Regions from separate parts of the Mus musculus genome. Here region 1 is linked to region 2. The links are chromatin loops, found by intact Hi-C in ENCODE. Cell type or tissue: heart. All regions are shown on one strand. Links, peaks and the distances in the headings refer to the core of each region. The heading gives the core; the rest is flanking DNA.

Region 1 (8,910 bases), core at 2,122-4,621, 530 kb before region 2:
GGCCATTTGCACAGATGTTCTTTCTGTTTCTCTCCCAGGAGAAAATTAAATATATAGTTTCATTAATCTGTACAAGCCAGCCTCCACTGATAGGCAAGTTCCTGAGAAAGGTAAATCTGTAGTTGAGTGATGTACAATATACAAAAAGGGACAAAATGCCCAGTCCTGTTCAGTTTCAGTAATTTAAAAATCTGAGTGCTAATACAACAATGAGAATTGCTTTTCTTAGGTTGCCCTAAAATTTAAGGGGAAAATGTTTCTAAAATTAATTTAATAGATTTAGTTGTACCTTCAAAGTTGTACGTAAATATTAAGGCCTAAGATCACAAACATTCAGGTGGCAGCTTATGCTGTCCTTTTAGCATCTTAGTTAAGTAGGCATCTTTTACACAGCAGAGATGTTAACAGATTAAGGTAAGATGTCGTGGTTCCATTCAGTATTTTTTTTAATTATATATATATATACATACATATATATATATATGTGTGTGTATATATATATATATATATATATATATATATATACACTCTCTTTTAAAGTATTTTCAAATGTGGTGATACACAAAAACTAAACTGAACTAACCATTATTTAAAATGTTAACAAGAGGCTGGAAGGCAGTTTTCAAAAGCACAGCAATTCTCAACACGGACATTTCCCCCCCGCCCCCCCCCCCATTAGTTTTTCTCTTGGATGGCTCCTGTCTCTTTTTAGAAGTGAAAATGTTAGTGCTGTGATGTTTGAGCCAGGAAGAGAAATGGGCAAGAAAGATGTAGATATGAACAGGATCCCTGTTAATATTCTCAGCAGGAGAGTAAATATTTAATGAAGGGGTTGTGAAGTCCAAGGTTGCAATCTGTTCTAACTAAATAGTCCGGAGGACAATAGCAGAGGAAAAACCCTCACTTTGAGTTTGAAGAGAAAGAGCCAGCATTTTCACGACTTTAGCATAGATGAATAGCTATTTTTAAAATAAGGTTTGAAGTCAACACCATGCAGTTATATATGTCGTCAGTATGCTCCGGAAGGTTCCTAGTTTGTTTCAAATTCAGGATTTTTTCTTTTTTCATGTGCACATTTAAAAGTGCGTTGAAAGCTGAGAGGTCCAGTTGGGCGTGAGTTCCCAGCTGTTTAACATTTCAGGCTACTTCGCTGTTGAATGGCTCTAAAGCCAATTTAAGTTGTCATCACGCAATTGGCGGGCTCGAAATGTTGGTTGAACCCAAGCACTTCGTTCACAACTTAAGTCCCGATATCGACCGGTTTTTTTTTTTTTTTTCTCCCCGAAGGCTTGAGGCCAGAGTAATTTGTGACAAAACCGGAAATATCAAGTTCTTCAGGGGAAACTATAATTTCTTGGAAGCGGGAACAGTGGGAGCAAAATTACGATTCTGAACAGTATTGAAAAGGCACCAAGTAAACTTTCACAAAAGGGAAAGATTTTCCTGCGGAATATTTCCAGGGACAGAGTATGCTTGCAAGCCGTGATTCTGAGCTAAATAAAATGTGCCCAGTTAATCATAAGTCCTATCTTTTTTTTAGTTCTGTAATTTCTTTTTTTCAAAAAGCCAGCGAGGAGAGTTCAATGGCGAGGCTTACACGCAGGTGAAGAGGTCTCAGCAGAGAGAATCAAGGACCCATTCAGCAATTGGCCGCAAGCCTCGCAGGACACGTCGTAACGAAATGTTACTGGGACAATCGCACTGAGTAAAGTCGCAACGCAAACAGGGTTTGAATACGTGTTTTAGTAAAACCTGAATCTAAAAAGCAAAAGGCACGCATACAGTCAGACGGCCTCGAAGAGGCTTAGTAAGTAACGTAAGGTCAGCGGGAAAACCGCAAAAACAGAAACAAAGGAAAACTCAGCCTGCAAGCTGACCATTACAAGTCCTTACAAAAGGTAATTAATTAGAAGCTGTCATCTTACTGCAACAGAACCTTCCAAGCTGGGGTTGGGAGGAGGGGAGAGCCACAGTGTTTTAATCCACGCAGTGACCTGTAATTCTCCTCCATCTTGAGGCATAATTTTCCAATATGCTTCAGAAGTAGAGGGGGAACTCGAAAGGATTAAGAACCTTTAGTAACATTTCTGCTTCAAATAGGAGTCAGGCAGTAGGAAAAAAATGTGTCACAGAACCTTTATTATTCTTCATAAGAGCCTTGCCTGGAGCAGCTAGGAGCGCCAAAGTCTCTGTGGCGCAATCGGTTAGCGCGTTCGGCTGTTAACCGAAAGGTTGGTGGTTCGAGCCCACCCAGGGACGCCTTTCCTTTTTCTCTTTTAAACAAAGCTTGTCTGCGGCTTTTTCTACCCTGTATACTTCCACTGTCAAATTCAAACAAACTGAAGTCTAACGTTCCGCATCTATTCTAAGCTATCTTTCAGAAATCAAATTTGTTACAATGAAGCCCAGCTTCAGCCCTTTTGGTTTTTCCGCTCTAAAGTCTTAGATATTTATAGAAAATGGAATAAACCTGAAAAGAAAACCTATTATACGGTCTCATAACTAAATTTCTAAAAAAAACGAAAGAACTTAAAGCAAGAAAAATTAAAGGGAAAGTTACTTTCATATTTTGCTCACACATTACGAGTGCACAAAGTGCCCCCCCCCAATAGATACTTTAGGAAAATAACCATAGTTACATCATAATAATTCAGTCTTGAGTACAGATTATAGGAATCTAAAGCCAGTTTTAAGAAAAAAGTAAAGATTGGTGTATCAGCTATCAGTAGGTACTTGTCTACAGCACAGGTTTCTTGAGAAGCTGAAGCAATGGAATAACCCTAACCCAAGAGTTTGAGGTCACCTGTCTATTTAAAACAAGGAAGAAAAAGGAACCAGTAACTTTGAGTAGGATTAACAATATTTTAATTGGGAGATTCATTCTTTAAATTTTTATTTCTGCATATACATGCGCATACATACATATTCTCTATTTGTTCTGGGTTTACATACTAATTCTTTTTGCGTATGTGTATAAGTATGCAATATTAATTTATACTTTTAAAAGACAATTTATTCTATGTGGATTGGTGCTTTGCCTGCATATATGTCATTGTGAGTGTGCCAGCTATCTTAGAACTAGAGTTGCAGACAGTGGTGAACTGTCTTGTGGGTGCAGGGAATTGAACCCAGGTCTTCCGGAAGAACAGCCGGTGCTCTTAACTGCTGAGTCATCTCTCCAGACCCTGTATGTTTATTCTTATCAGTTTATGATGCTGCAACTAAATTCTCTAGGCTGTGTAATTTACAAAAAATAAAGATTAGCTTACACTTGTGAAGGATAGGCAGACAGGGCTACAGCCTGTCAGGGGTATTCTAGTGGGAACTCTGCAGAAATGCAAGAAGCATCGCATGCTAAGGGAGGGCAAGCTGGACCGCTCAGATCTCTCTTCTTTGGCTTACAAAGCCACCAGTGTCCTCCTGGGAGGGGGAAGGGAAGTCACCCTCCTGACTTGTGGTTCTCATTACCTCCCAAGGGTTCCATCTCCAAATATTCCCATAAGACTCAAGTTCCCATAGCGCTTAAGTTTCCAAGGCATGACTGCCAGGGGCATGCCCAAACGGTAGCATTAGCAAAGTCTGGTGGCTGTTGAGTGCCACCTACTTGCCAGGCATTGTCGCAATCAGTCCTCGGTCAGTGTCACTGAGGCTGCAGAGAAGAGCTCAGTACAGCAGAGCCTCGTGCCTGATGTCACTGTTAGCTTTGAACTCAGCTCAGGCACAAAGCCCATGCATGTTCCACTGTCACACTGCCCACCTCCAAAGTCGTGACTTGATTACTTAATGTAAAACCAAAATAGATATTTTAATTTTTTTTACATGAAGTTTCATTAATATCTTGCTCCCCATGTCATGCAGGGAGTTTAGAAACTTTGTAGAATGTAATAGGACATTATTAGATTATGTGTTATGTGTTCGCCGTATTGCTCGATTTGATTCAAAATGAAATTCGTGTGGGGATGTGGAATCTTCACATGAACTGGGGTCTCTAGGTTCAGGAGCAGCTTGTTGGCATTTAATCGGAAGGGGGCAAGACTGAAGATTGGAACAGGCCAGGCAAAATACGCAGGAAAAGCCAAAGGGCTAGAGTCAGGCCATGAATCCTGGCGTTCAGGGACTCTGTCCCCAAGGCTGGTGTTCGGGAATCACCCACATAAACTCTCATCCAGACGGTTTTGTGAGATGTGCTCTGGGTCACCTCTCGTAAGCGGTAGTTTTCAGTTTGATCCGAAGTTTCTAAGGATCCTCGTCTTGTTGCGGGGGTGGTTTTGAGGCCAGGAAATAAAGAGGGGGGGGGGGGACCTGAACTTTGAGAACAAAGTTCCCCTCTAACAGAAGTAGATGATCGAATTGTGTGGGTGAGGGCTGAGCACACCGCCTTTCTTGGGACCATTGCATACAGATGGGAAACACAAGAAACATTCTGGAAAAACGGCAGACATGTTTACGGATGAATTGTTTTTGCAAACCTTTGTGTGTGTGTGTGTGTGTGTTTATAGATGAAGGGGCCCTCGGAGTCAGCACTGTGTTGACCATTCTTTTTTTTTTTTTTAGATTTTTTTATTAGATATTTTCTTTATTTACAATTCAAATGTTATCCCCTTTCCTAGTTTCCCCTCAAAAAAATCCCCTCCCCTCCCCCTGCCTCCCTGCCAACCCACCCACTCCTGCTTCCTGGCCCTGGCATTCCCCTGTACTGAGGCATAGAACCTTCACAGGACCAAGGGCCTCTCCCTCCATTGATTGCCGACTAGGCCATCCTCTGCTACATATGCAGCTAGAGCCATGAGTCCCTCTGTGTGTACTCTTTGGTTGGTGGTTTAGTCCCAGGGAGCTCTGGAGTTACTGGTTAGTTCATATTGCTGTTCCTCATAGGGGGCTGCAAACCCCTTCAGCTCCTTGGGTACTTTCTCTAGCTCCTTCATTGGGGACCCGTGTTGACCATTCTTGGTTGTCAACTTGATTACAAGCTGGAGTTAACTCAACCCAAGTTTGGGGCTCATCAGTTAAGAACTGACTGTTCTTCCAGAGCAATTCCTAGCATATGCGTGGCAACTCACAACCATGTCTAACTGTACTCACATGACATCTAATGCTCTACTCTGGTGGGCATACATGCAGACAAAACATCCACATACATAAAATGCATCACTAAATTAATTTTAAAACGTGAGTACTCCCATGAGGGATTTTCTTAATTAAATCATTTGAAGTGAAAAGACCCATCTTAAATCCAGATCTTCTGAGGTGGGAAGATCCACCTTGGGTCTGGGCCACAGTTCCTTGTGGCAGGCTATATCATGGGCACACGATTTGCAGGCTTGCCCTTACTGGCAAGTTCATTCCTTCACTGACATTACAGCCTACTTCTTTGAGATTTCAACATGTGCTGAGACATCTAACCTCACGGACTGGACTACTGGATTCTTGGACTTTCCACTGGGAGACAGCCATTGTTAGACTAGGTGGACCACAGCCTGTAAGCCCTTCTAGTAAACTGCCTTTATATATATTTATTCTACCATTTCCATGGCTCTAGAAAACCCTGACTAATGTAGACACTAATGCAACCTAGATTTATCAGAGGATCATGGGCAATGTCTCGGTGATAGACAGCATCCTTAATTTCATTGTTCACAGCTGTCGTTCCCTGTACCCATAAACAACCCTGCTCTTTTCTCAATGAAAAACCAGGCAAAGTCCAGAAGAAGTCCATCGTACAAGATATTTAACCAGTACTACTCAGATTGTCACATTCCTCAATGACAAGGAGAATCTGGGAAACTGTCATGGCTAAGAGGAGTCTTGGGATATGTGACAGAAAGCTTCTTTTGTCTTCTTGTCCCATTTCTCTTTAGGAACACGGGGACTGTAGATTCACACTATGACAGGATTACAGGTATGTCCTACAGTGTCTGGCTTTGAGTGGATTCTGGAGGGACCTGAATGGAGGTCTACCTAGTGATCTCTCCAGCCCAGTTTCTGATTCTTGGAAACAGTTTTCTGTTTTATGAGGAGTGGTATAAGGCACATACATACCTGAGAGGCAGAGAGATTTCTGTTTATCTGAGAGGCTCTGTGATTGTTACTGAGTTTTTGATGGTCCCACCCTGGATCTGGACTTCATGCTGAAACATGTTCATAACCAAATGAGATCTATCTTCCGTGGCTTCTGCCTTCCATGGCGGAGGCAAGAGAAATAACATTGCTTCTAACTCAATGAGTCCTTGGTCCTTTAAATTTCTCTAGATTCTACATATTTGGGGGTGAGGGTGGGGAGTCCTTATTTTACTCCTTATGTAGTTTTTCATAGGCAGCTAAAAGTAAAACCACTTGATGCTTTCAACACTCTGCCGATAAACAGCCTCTCCAGACCTCGGAGGGACACTAGAATCATCTCTGTTTCCTAAAGGTCCTACAGATAACAGCTTTCCCCATAGTCATCTGTGTGTGTTCACACCATGTATACACTAGCACTGCCCCCCACCCTTCCTTCAGCCTCTGAGAGCAACTTCATCTCTGCCTTTCAAGAGCCTGCTATGATCTCTGTAAGGATTTTCATTTTAGCCCATCTCCTGAGTCTAAGACAAATGTCACAGTTTTCATTCTCCGGTTCCAAGTTCTGTTTCTAATGGTCTCTAGTTGCAGAAGAAAACACTATAAAACCAGAGGCTTAAAAAGAACTTTCATTATGTCTGCAGCTCCACGGGTTGGCCAGACTCATCTAAGCAACAATTGTTACCTCTCCTTTGTGGGATCTCTCAGATGCTGCTGAGACTGGACCATTCAGCATCTCAGTGTCCCTTTCAGTTGCCTTTGTCCTGCGATCATCTCATTCCAGGGCTTTGTCTCTCTAAAGATGTAACCTATTTGTTTACTTTCTTTTTTTTTTATTATTGGATATTTTCTTCATTTACATTTCAAATGCTATCCTGAAAGTCCCCTATACCCTTCCCCCTGCCCTGCTCCCCTACCCACCCACTCCCACTTCTTGGCCCTGGTGTTCCCCTGTACTGGTGCACATAAAGTTTGCAAGACCAAGAGGCCTCTCTTCCCAATGATGGCCGACTAGGATACATATGCAGCTAGAGACACGAGCTCTGGGGTACTGATTTGTTTATTTTCTTCTCCTGTGCTCTCCCTCCCTTCCTCCCTCCTTCCCTCTCTTCTCTTCTCTTCTCTTCTCTTCTCTTCTCTTCTCTTCTCTTCTCTTCTCTTCTCTTCTCTTCTCTTCTCTCCTCTCCTCTCCTCTCCTCTCCTCTCCTCTCCTCTCCTCTCCTCTCCTCTCCTCTCCTCTCCTCTCTTCTCACCTTCCCTTCCTTCCTTCCTTCTTTCTTTCTTTCTTTCTTTCTTTCTTTCTTTCTTTCTTTCTTCCTTATTTCTCTCTTTCCTTCCTCTTTTTTTCTTTCTTTATTTCTATCTTTCTTTTTCTTCTAATTTCTTTCTTTCTTGCTTGCTTGTTTTCTTGCTTTCTTACTTTCTTGCTTTCTTTGTTTCTCTCTTTCTCTATTCCTTCCTTCTTTCTTTCTAAAGTGGCTTCAGGACTCCAAAAAGTTCAATAGGAAGATACCCAAAGGATAGCAGAATGTAAGACAACACATTCTTGCTCTTCCGCTGTCTCTTATATCAAAGTTTGGAGTACATAAGGAATGAATAAGAAAACACTTTAATAGAGAAATGATGCTCTCAACTCTGTCTTTACACAATGACTGGGAAAGCAACCAGGACAGCGAATTTCCTGTGCTTTAAAAGTGGGTTTCATCGTTTTCACGCTAGCACAGCCTTGTCCTTGAACACTGTCCAGGACACAATGCAGGCGTTGGAGTCTTGAAACCAGAGCAACTTTGATCATGCAGATATGATCTATTAATTTTCCCTCCTAGTCGGGATGGCAATGGTAGGGAGCTCATCTGACCCTCTGTCCTAAGACTCAGCCACTCTGCTCTCCTGCTTTCTGCCAGCATACCTCTGAGGATGACCTGGAAGTGACATCAATGAAGCTCACTGGCCCACTAAGCTAGGCTTGGATAGAATGGTTTCTTAGGTCTCTGCTAGTCATGTGAAGTGGTATGCATCCTGTCTTCAATCTCTTTTGTCTCCCTCCCTGTTCTGTTTAAGTTAGCTATTTTCCTATTTATTTATTTATTTATTTATTTATTTATTTATTTATTTATAGGCAAGGTTGCTCTGTGTAGTCCTCGCTGTCCTGGAACTTGCTCTGTAGACCAGGCTAACCTCAACTCAGCCTGCCTCCTCCCCTTCCCCCAGCCTAGTGCTGGGATTAAGTGTGTGGGCCACCGTGTCCGGCACCACTAGATTTTAAAAATGCTTTTGAAATGCAGCTTCCTCTTGCAGGAGATGGGAACTAACACAGAGACCCACAACTAGACAGTGTGCAGAGTGGGAGAGACTTTGGAATTTAGTCCTAAGTGAGGTTCATTCACTAACCCCTCCCCTCAAGGCTCAGGGAGTTGTGTGAAAGAGGAGGAAGAAGGATTTTAAGACTAAGTGATGGATGACTCTAAGCAAGCAGTGTTTTCCAGACACAACAGGACTGATGCACGTATGAATAATCCACAGAGACTGTGGCAGCATTCACATGGCTTACAAAGGTTCAAGCCAGACAGGGTCCCAGTGAAGAGAAGGAGGACAGAGCTGTCCATCCTTAACCAAGAAGCCATCTCCAGCTGACACCTACAAAGGAAAATGTAGTTTTTTTCAGTGGTGTCTCACTGGACTTATTAACCAAACTTAAGGGCAGATCCCATGACTAGCGGTAGATGATAGACAGAAAACTTGTATTTTGTCTTCATATTGCTTTATTTGTACATTTTCTGTTGACTTGTCTTTTGCTTGTATATCATAGTTTCCAATTTTGTGTTTTTATGACTTTTGTTTTTGTGTGCATGT
Region 2 (8,910 bases), core at 3,536-6,035:
TCATTGGGAATATTTCTATAGTAGTAACACTATATACTTTCCTTAGCTAGCTTCCTGACTTTACTATATTGCCCTTACAAATAAATTAGCTGGACAACTAAAAATAACAATAGTCATAGTAGTAGTAGTAGTAGTAGTAGTAGTAGTAATACAATTTCTTATGATCCACATACACTTTCAGATGAAGTTTGAGTAAAAAGTTGCTTCATTCATTTGATACCTATACTTTTACCTTTCTTGTGAAAAGTTTTATCACATATATACATGTGTATATATGTATATATTTGTATGTATGTATATATACACGTGTATACTATTTTAACTAAAATAAGTTTTGAAACTGGTTTTGTTACTTACAGTCAGTAGCTTCTGTGTCTATAGATGCATATCCTAGACATGGCACCCATATTATAATATATTCAAATTTTATTAAAGGGTATTCTTTTCAATTATGTTTTCAGTTGTAATTCTGTTAATGGGTTTTGCAAGGTTCCACTTAATGAGCCATGGTAGTCTTCCTTGATAATTTTTTTTTCTCATCTTAGTCCTCACCAAGTGCCTAGCAAGTACCCTGGAAATAGTAAGACGACAGAAACACTTGTTTAACATTCAACATTGAAAAAGATGAGTGAAGTCTGAAATTTTTTCTTCAGAGTAAAGCAAGTCTTTACTTTGCATATACAATCAAAGGTAAATTTCTAATGATTAACAAAATTTTTCCAAGTCAGTATCTTCAAAGATTTCTGATAGTCAAAATCAATACACTAGACATGAAAGATAAGCATTTTAAAATGTTTCTTAGTATATATTGCACAAGCTAATGAGTTCCATTATGGTCTATTCATGCATCTATTGCATGTACTGGCTTCACCATACTTACTCCCCATCACCCTTCTCTAGTCCCCTCTGCCCCGCCCCCTCCCTTGGTCATCTTCCTCTTACCAAATGCCCCCTTCTGTTTTCCTGTCCTTCTTGTTTTTTAATCTAGATTCAGAATATGAAGGAAAAGATGCACTTTTTCTCTTTCTTAGCCTGTTAGAGTCTGTTTTTACCAAATGACTTAGAACTATGTACATTTGAATATCCACCTTTTCATGTAAAAGTCTACAACTGTATTTGCAAAAGCCTCTTAGAATCAATTATAATTAATATTATTTTTAGATGCATGTAACTTTTGGAAAGAGAGATGATTCTCAAATTTAAATCTAGTTATCTAAATCTAAAATATTTTCAAAGACCAAAACCAAAGCTTCTTCTCTAAGAGTTTGCATTACTTAACTTTGAGTTTGGCTTCAGAGCTGTTTCTTTTACTATAAAATAAATATTAACAAAAAATGTAATACCCTTACATTTTTACATTTTGGGAGATAAAGCGCCAAATAATTTCCAATAGGGAGAATTTCTGTCTAGGATGCCTTTAGAGCTTGTGGATGTTACATAACCCTTAGACATGCAGAGCTGTGTTTTTTCCTGTGATGCAACAACACTTAAAACTGGCTTTAAAGGGAGTCATCAATATAATGTAGAGTCCATTTTCCATTTTTTACTGACATTGAACATTTGCATCTCTGTTATAATTAAAGTGATTAAAGTGACATTCTGCTGTCAGTTTTTAGGACACAATAAGATTATGTAAGTGACGATTTTCAACATGATAAGAGGAAAATCAGTTTTGGAAATGGAAGAGTCCTTAAAGAAATGAGACATATCTGCAACTGAAAAAAAAGAGAAAAGAAAAGAAAGAGAAGAAAAGAACAAATTAAGCTTAATTGCTAAATAGTATTTGGACCAAAGAAGGTCACTTTTTAAGATTTAAATGTTTTCCTCTATGAAAGGGGCCACTCCTTCCCAAATCCAGAAACAAGCCCAAGAATATAATTAAGTGCATTGTGTCCCAGAAAGAATGAGTTTGACAAATTCATTTTTATTCCTTCAATTAATAAACTGTTTGTCTAGCCACCTAAGATTTTTAAAATCAATAATGTGTATATTTGGCATTGTACAGTAGTAGTGCCAAGGACCAACATGACCCCATAGTGGACTCTTAGGAAGCCTAACATTCCTGGTGAATTAAACCCACAAGCCTCAGATCTTTTTGTCAGTCTTACTTTACTGTGCAATTGAGAGCCAGAATGTAGGGAATTTTTATGTGGTGGCACTTTAGCACAATTAAAAAAGCAGTCATCTTTGGCCTAAGCAGAGAAGGGAAATATGACATAATATTAAAGAAAGGTTTTACAAAGACTGGCCAGGAATGCTGCTTGTCCCTCTCTGTCCCCACCCCACTCTTCTTTCCTGACCATTTGCTGGTTTTCTCACACGTATATTCTGAGTTAATTTTTTCCCTTTAAAGGAGACAAAAACACCTAAGCGTGTAAAAGACAGACATAAAGAAGATTCATCTTCTGCTATCAACTCCCAAACAGATAAACCTGCAAAGCTATTCTAAATAGTCAAAGGCTTATCAATAAAAAATGTAAACTGAAGAGGGGTGAAGTGTGAAACACTCAACAGACTGAAACTACTTCATCTTCTACCTCAATCTTCTCCTCTTCCATAGTTATACTTTAAATAGTTATACTTCTCATAATTATACTTTAAATGACTTCTCTGACATAAAATTTCTCCCCGAGCCTTAAAATGAGTGTTTTCCATGAGGAACTGCAGCTTTAGAGAGAAGACCTGTAAAATCAAAGTGTTCAGACGCAAACTACTTTTCAAAAGCAAAATCACACCGTCCACTACCCTTAACTGACTCTTACGGGGTCTTTTCAACATGCTGTTTACCCATCAGCTGTTAACTTCTTTTTCTAATTCAAAACTCTTGCCAAATGATGTCTTCATGATGACGTGTAAATATAATATTCCATCAGAGATCAATTCTAATTGTTTTTTTAAAATCCACCTTGGGAAACAGTGCTGCATAATACACAGATTCATAATTAGTGTTTTAGAGGAATTTCCCGCAAAGTCTATTATAAATCCTAAATCCAAATTACTTTTTCCTAGTGTGCTTTGGGCCACAGGCTGGAATTATTGCTTCACGAGCCTCATGCACGATGTCTTTGGTCTTGTCTACATGACCAGAATCACTTGTTGGAAATCTTTATTTTTAAAAAACTGACGTTTGCCAAAAATACTTTTCTCACATGCTTCACAAAGAAAAACAGTTTCTTAGGATGGGTTGCAAATTTATTTTACTTCCAAACCGTGGTTTACAGTAATAATGGATGTTTTTCCCTTTTGAAATTCCCTGTTATTCTGGAAATGCGTGTCACCTTACCAGGCCCCTTTTTGTTAGGACCCTTCCTTTTAAAATCAGACTTCTTGTACACAACAAAGAGCTGAGTAGTAACAAATACGGACAGAAAAACGTGATTTTCCGAACTCCTTCGAACCCTAACATTCATTTGCGAATCTATACATTATAGATGTTTTAAATATATAATCTGCTCTAATTCCGGTACGGAGCGGGGGAGGAACATTTGTCGTTTATCTAGTGGTGATTTTTAAAACGTATCAATGTGGCTTTCCCTTCTAACGTGAGCAGCAGGCTCCATTCAGCAGTACGTTGTGAAGACGCCTTTCTACGAGGTCAGCGGCAGGGAACCCCCTCCTTGCAGGCCCACGGAGCGTCATAAACCCGGCAGGGCGAGTCTTTAGGAGCTCCGTGGGCCGCAGGCGGAAGTGGAGGAGTCGCAGATCCACACACACACACACCTCCCCAGGCAAAAACACGCCACACGCTTCGGCTACGGCGCGGAACAATGGGAGCACCCAGGAGCCTCGGCCCCAGGGATTTCTCGCTTGCCGCCCAGCTCCGGCCTCCCGACCGCCGCCACCTCCTTGGCCCGGCCCTTTCCCGCCTGCTACATGTGGCGCTTCATTTGGTGATCCCAGCTTTAACAGTTGCCTCCCTCCTATGTTATAAACGTATTTTTTCCTATCTCTCCCTTGGTCTCCAGAAGTGGTCTTCACGTCTCTTTGCCAGCGTTAGGCTGAGTTGCTGTCTCCTTCCGGGGGGAAAAAAAGACTTCCCCCAGAAATCCAAATCTAGAAGGAAATACAGCACCACCTTTGTTTAACTATAACTACACTGTGCCGTGTTAGAAATAAAATCCGAAGCGCGTCGCTCGTCCTAACCAGCGAACAACCAACTCCTATTTCCTCCTCTCAATTCAGTTGTTTTAAACTCTCCAACGAATGCCTTCGGTGGAGAAGATGTGCCCAGGCCGACGCAGAAAGCAGGGTTTTTATCTTAAGCCTCCTGGGGCTGGGGAGAAAGTAGCAGGACGGGGAGCTTCCAGGGCACAAAGCAGCCCGACTGGAAGGGGAGGCGAGCGGGCGGCCGGGCGGCGGCGCAGGCCCTCGGGCCGGCGGCCGCGAGTCGGGCCGCCAGAGGCGAAGGACTTAAATAGCGAGGGCTGAAGGGGGCGGCGGGCCCGCGCGTGACGATACTTTCCGAGGAAGGCTGGGGCTGCCGAGGAGTTTGCAGGTCGGCCTCACCCTCGTCCCCCCACCCCCAGAGGGAAAAAAAAGTTGAAGGGAGGCGGGGAGAGGAGCCACCCCGTTTCCTCCCCCGGATTCTGCGGAAGGGTTGGGGCGGCGCGGCCAAGGAGAGGGCGCGGGACGAGCGGGCCAATGGCAGTCAACAGGTCCAGGCCTAGGCTGGGCCGCGGGCCCGGCCTCCCGCCGCCCCGGGCCCTCCCCGCCCCCGCGGCCCCGCAGCGCCCAGCACCCCGCCCGGCCGGCCTGGCCGGCCGCAGTCTCCGCAGCCCGGGCCCGCGTGGGGGCGGGGCGGGGCGGGGCGGGGCGGGGGTTCCCCGGCGGAGAATCCTCCCGCGGGGCTCGGCGCAGGGGGAGGGGCTGGCGGCGCAGGGGGAGGGGCCGCGAGCCGGGCTTGGAGGAGCAGGAAGGGCTCCGGCTCCACAAGAGCGCGGCCCGCGCGGGGCATCCTGGGTAAAAAGTGGCCGCGCCGCACCGGGAGAGCCGAGAGGAGCCGAGGTCAGAGGTCAGGGCCCTGGAGTCCGGCGCGCAGGCCCCCCACCACCACCACCACCACGGGAACGCAGCGAGCGGGAGGAACCTTTTTGTTTTCCACCGCGCCAGCGTGCTCCCCTATTGACTGGGCTGCTGGAGACGAGCTGAGTTGCGACTCTGCTCAGCCTACCCCACCCCCTCCGCCGCCAACAGGCAGCCCAACTCTCCCCTTCCCCTCAACTCATCCCAGCCCCCCGCATGGGGCTGGCAAGAACGCAGTAAATTTGCTTTAACAACAAGTGGGGGTGGTTGCATTTACTCCTCCCTCTCGTCCCCCTCCCCCTCGCCGCGGCTCTTGACACTACTACAAACCAGGACTATAAACATAAACATGTGTCACTGTAACAGGGCAGGTAATATACGCATTTCGAGGTGGGGTGGGGGGCTTGGTCGCCTCTTGGGGGATGGTTAAAAAAAAGTTTCACGTGCTCGACGTCTTTGCTGCCCCCCCCCCCAACGCGGATCCATTTATATAGAATGAAGAGAGCGCTCAGTCACTTAGTCACACAAATCCACAAAAGCAGACTTGCCAATAAACAGAGTACCCCCAAAGCAAATATATTTAAATACCATCCCTCTCCTTCCTCGGCCACCGCTGCCATTTCTTCTATTAGCAAGCAGTAGCATAATAATCAAATCCTCTTTTAAAATACTCATTTTAGGATAGCGATAGAGATCAACTTTAGACCTAAATCGAACACCACTCTCTTCCCATGGAACAGTACCTACTACACGGTCTGTGCGCAGAGACTTCTTTAAACAACAAGAAAGGTTGGTTTAAAAATGAGTTCGAGACCTTGTATGCAAAGGTTATTTCCTGGGCTGGGTCTTCATGCTTTTTCCAACTTCTGCAAGTTGCCGAGCCAGGCGCACTGCAGATTCGTCACCACAGCCTTTATTATTTAGCCTATTTACATTGCATCTCAACTTTGCTCTCATTCTTAGTTCAACAACCCCAGCAATCTACCAGTTAAGAAACAGTAAAGTGAATCCCATTGCAAGCTTTTCCCTTGAAATCCAGAGAGAAACAAAATGTTCAGATGGGGGAAGTGGTTCCCTTTGTTCTTTCATTGTTTCTCTAGGAACTGGTGGATACAAGGACAAACACTTACCTTCTCTTCTTTTTCCTCCAAAAACCAGACGCTCCCATCAGCCTTAAAATACACAATCCACCTTGAAAGTAACTAGGAACGTCGGGAGAGCTTATATTCCATTCTTTTTTCGCTCTCTGCCCTCTTTTAGCGTAGGATTAGGTTGCGGAGCACGTTGCTGCATGCTGTAGCCCCCGCCTTAGTGAATCGGTCACGTTTAGGACCTTCTAAGTCCACCTAATTCTGCCAGTAGAATTGAGGGTATTGGATCTCTAAACTTTCAAAAGGGAAGGGGCCTGCAACTCTCCAGAAAACTTAGAAATACCCTGAAGGGGGTTTTTTTGGTTTTTTTTTTTTTTGTTGTTGTTGTTGTTGTTTTAACATTTGATTTTTGTACCACCTCACCAAATAGTTTGCTTTGAAATAAAAACAAAATCTTTCTTCAAGGAAAGTATATTATATTGTTGTTCGGCTTCTGCTCAGCAAATCATTACTTAGTCCAAGTAAAGGGCAGATTTGTATAGGCATTTGACGGAATGAGTGCATTTTCCATAATATGTCCTTTGCCACGTGTTTTTAAAAACAAACAAAACACAACCACAGAGAAAAGGAGACAGAAGTTTGAATCGAAATGTTGTAGAACAACTTTAGCCAAAGCATTTATGTGGAAATTACTAGTATGGAATTGTTGTCTGGATTTGAAAACTAAGGTTTCCTAAGTTAGCAGACTTTATTTTTACTCTATAATCACAAAATTAAAAGCCAAATTTTCTTACTGGTGTTTCGTGATCATGCTGATGGGGATGAGCGTTCCTGACCACGTTTAAATCTGATCATGATGTGATTTGCTGATGTCATGAATATGAAATGATACACATCCATAAAAATCAAACTTGTGATTTTTTTTTTTTTTTAGTCTCCCTCTTTTTTTGGGTGTTCCCAGTAGCTGAAAGTGGAAGACAGTGATTGGCTCCAGGGTTCCAAGGAGGAGGATTTGGGCTGAAGCCAAGGGAACGGAACCAGAGGAGTCCCTTTCCAGGGACCATCCCACTGCTTCTGTGTCATCTCCCTCTTACTCTGGGTGCTCAGGATTTTACTGTATCTTCAGCAGACCCTAGCTAGGCCTCAACACTCAGTATAATCACTTGTTTCTCCAAATTTGGCCTCCGTGTAAAATAAACAAAAAACTTGGGTAATCCCACTAAATGTTGGTTCCTGTGATCTGTGTATTATTTGATAGGAGAAGATGAACTCTGCATTCTGTGAGTTTGTCCCCTGTGTTCAGGATCACTTGTGAAAGGTCCATGTGTCTCATAGGAAAATATTGCAACAAAATAAGATAATTGGGGGGAAAGGCAGTTGCAGTAGGAAAAGTGGCTTTTCTCTGATAGCATTTAATTGGAATTAAAAGATTCTTAAGCTGAAGCATTCTTTATTTATTCAGCACACATAAGCAGGCATTGTTTTATCACTACCATAATTATGGTGTCCTTTAAACTGGCTGATAGCAGGAAAGATAAGGGAATGTGGCTGCAGATTCAAATCAAGTCTTACTCCTCCCCCACCTTTCTTCCCTCCTCTTGTGTACCCCCCCCATTCTTTCCTTGGTCACTAGGGTCCCCACAGCCCTTGAGATGAGAAAAGCAGGAAGACTGTGGCCTGGCCATTTCTTACATCATGGAAGTGATTTGTACCACACTCCAATTTAATGCAATCTGTAACCTTCTCTCCTGTGCTTACAAATGTTTAGCTTGCAATATTCAGTATTCATATCTGAAGAGTTGCCTAGTGCTCACCTGCATAAAATCTCATCCACTAAGGTCCCCAGCTTTACCTTTGTCTCATTTAGAAAGCACACTCTTAGGGCTTCTTCAGAACAAAGCCTCACAAAACCCCTTTACCTCCAAGGATTTGCAAATTTATAAAGGCTGCATTGAATTCTAGATGGGTCAGGGGGCAAAAAAAGGGTAGAAGGTCACTGCATTCTGATTATGGGTCAATAGACAACATGGCATATACTCTGTGTCCCAAAGTTCTGTTAAAGACAGGATTTTTTTTAAACGTCTAAGAACAGAAGGATGGACCTATTGGAAGACTTGCCCTGATATATTTGAATGAGATTTTTTAAAAAAGAAGAAAAAGGAGTTTAAAGAAAATATGCTAAGTTATAGTTTATTCCTCATTTTAGCTAATTATTCTTCTCCTCTTACCATTTTCACCTCCAAAAAAGGAGAGAAGACAGTATGTCAGAAAAGTTTAGCTAAAGAGCTGTTTAGTCTGTTTTGTCCTAACTCTTCAACCTATTCAGCCATATGAGACTATTATTTTAAACTTATATTATTATTATCATTATTATTAGACTTTAGTTAACAGTTTAAGAGATGTCTCTTATTCTTCTAACCACTGTGCCTACATTGTTGGGCCCTTTGTGATATTCCTCCCTCTTTTCTGTCTGAATTCACTTTGAACAAAATGTACCCAGCAATCACTAAAACAAATGTATATGGTGAAGAGTTAGCCGGTGGTGGTCGTGGTGTGTGTGATCCTCATTTAAATTATGTATGTATGGGGGAGAGCCTGGATGAAAAAGGATTATTTTAATGCCCTTCAATACTTTAATTATATAACAGTTGTAGTGTAGAAATGCAAAAGTACTCTTAGGTTTTCCTTTAGATTTTCAAAAGAACTTTCCCCATTAGTAAACTTGCTGTTGCATTTCCCAGCTAACCCTTTAAAAGACTGTGAATGCCTTGTGCATTACTTCGCTCCAGAGGAAAGA

The links. A loop is a pair of places that touch in the nucleus more often than their neighbours do. Peaks named below come from ENCODE experiments on the same cell type or tissue, not always from the same donor. Only the 100,000 strongest peaks of a DNase experiment are listed, where the experiment ranks them.
Region 1: a loop joins it to region 2, with 2.5 times the contacts of the local background. A loop is called at or near these places in 2 of 42 quality-filtered maps.

The regions. Positions count from the first base shown.
Region 1 is chr2:18,580,393-18,589,302 of GRCm38, reverse strand. It overlaps n-TNgtt9 (a tRNA gene), which reads left to right and starts at 2,186; the gene lies at 2,186-2,259. In heart, for the core only: a CTCF peak has its summit at 3,601; a DNase peak (open chromatin) is centred at 2,172; H3K4me3 peaks cover 412 bases; H3K27me3 peaks cover 500 bases.
Region 2 is chr2:18,052,614-18,061,523 of GRCm38, reverse strand. It overlaps Mir7655 (microRNA 7655), which reads right to left and starts at 3,678; the gene lies at 3,621-3,678. It also overlaps a transcript of Mllt10 not described here. In heart, for the core only: no CTCF peak of the experiment used is centred there; DNase peaks (open chromatin) are centred at 3,653, 4,563 and 4,903; H3K4me3 peaks cover 2,500 bases; H3K27ac peaks cover 2,500 bases.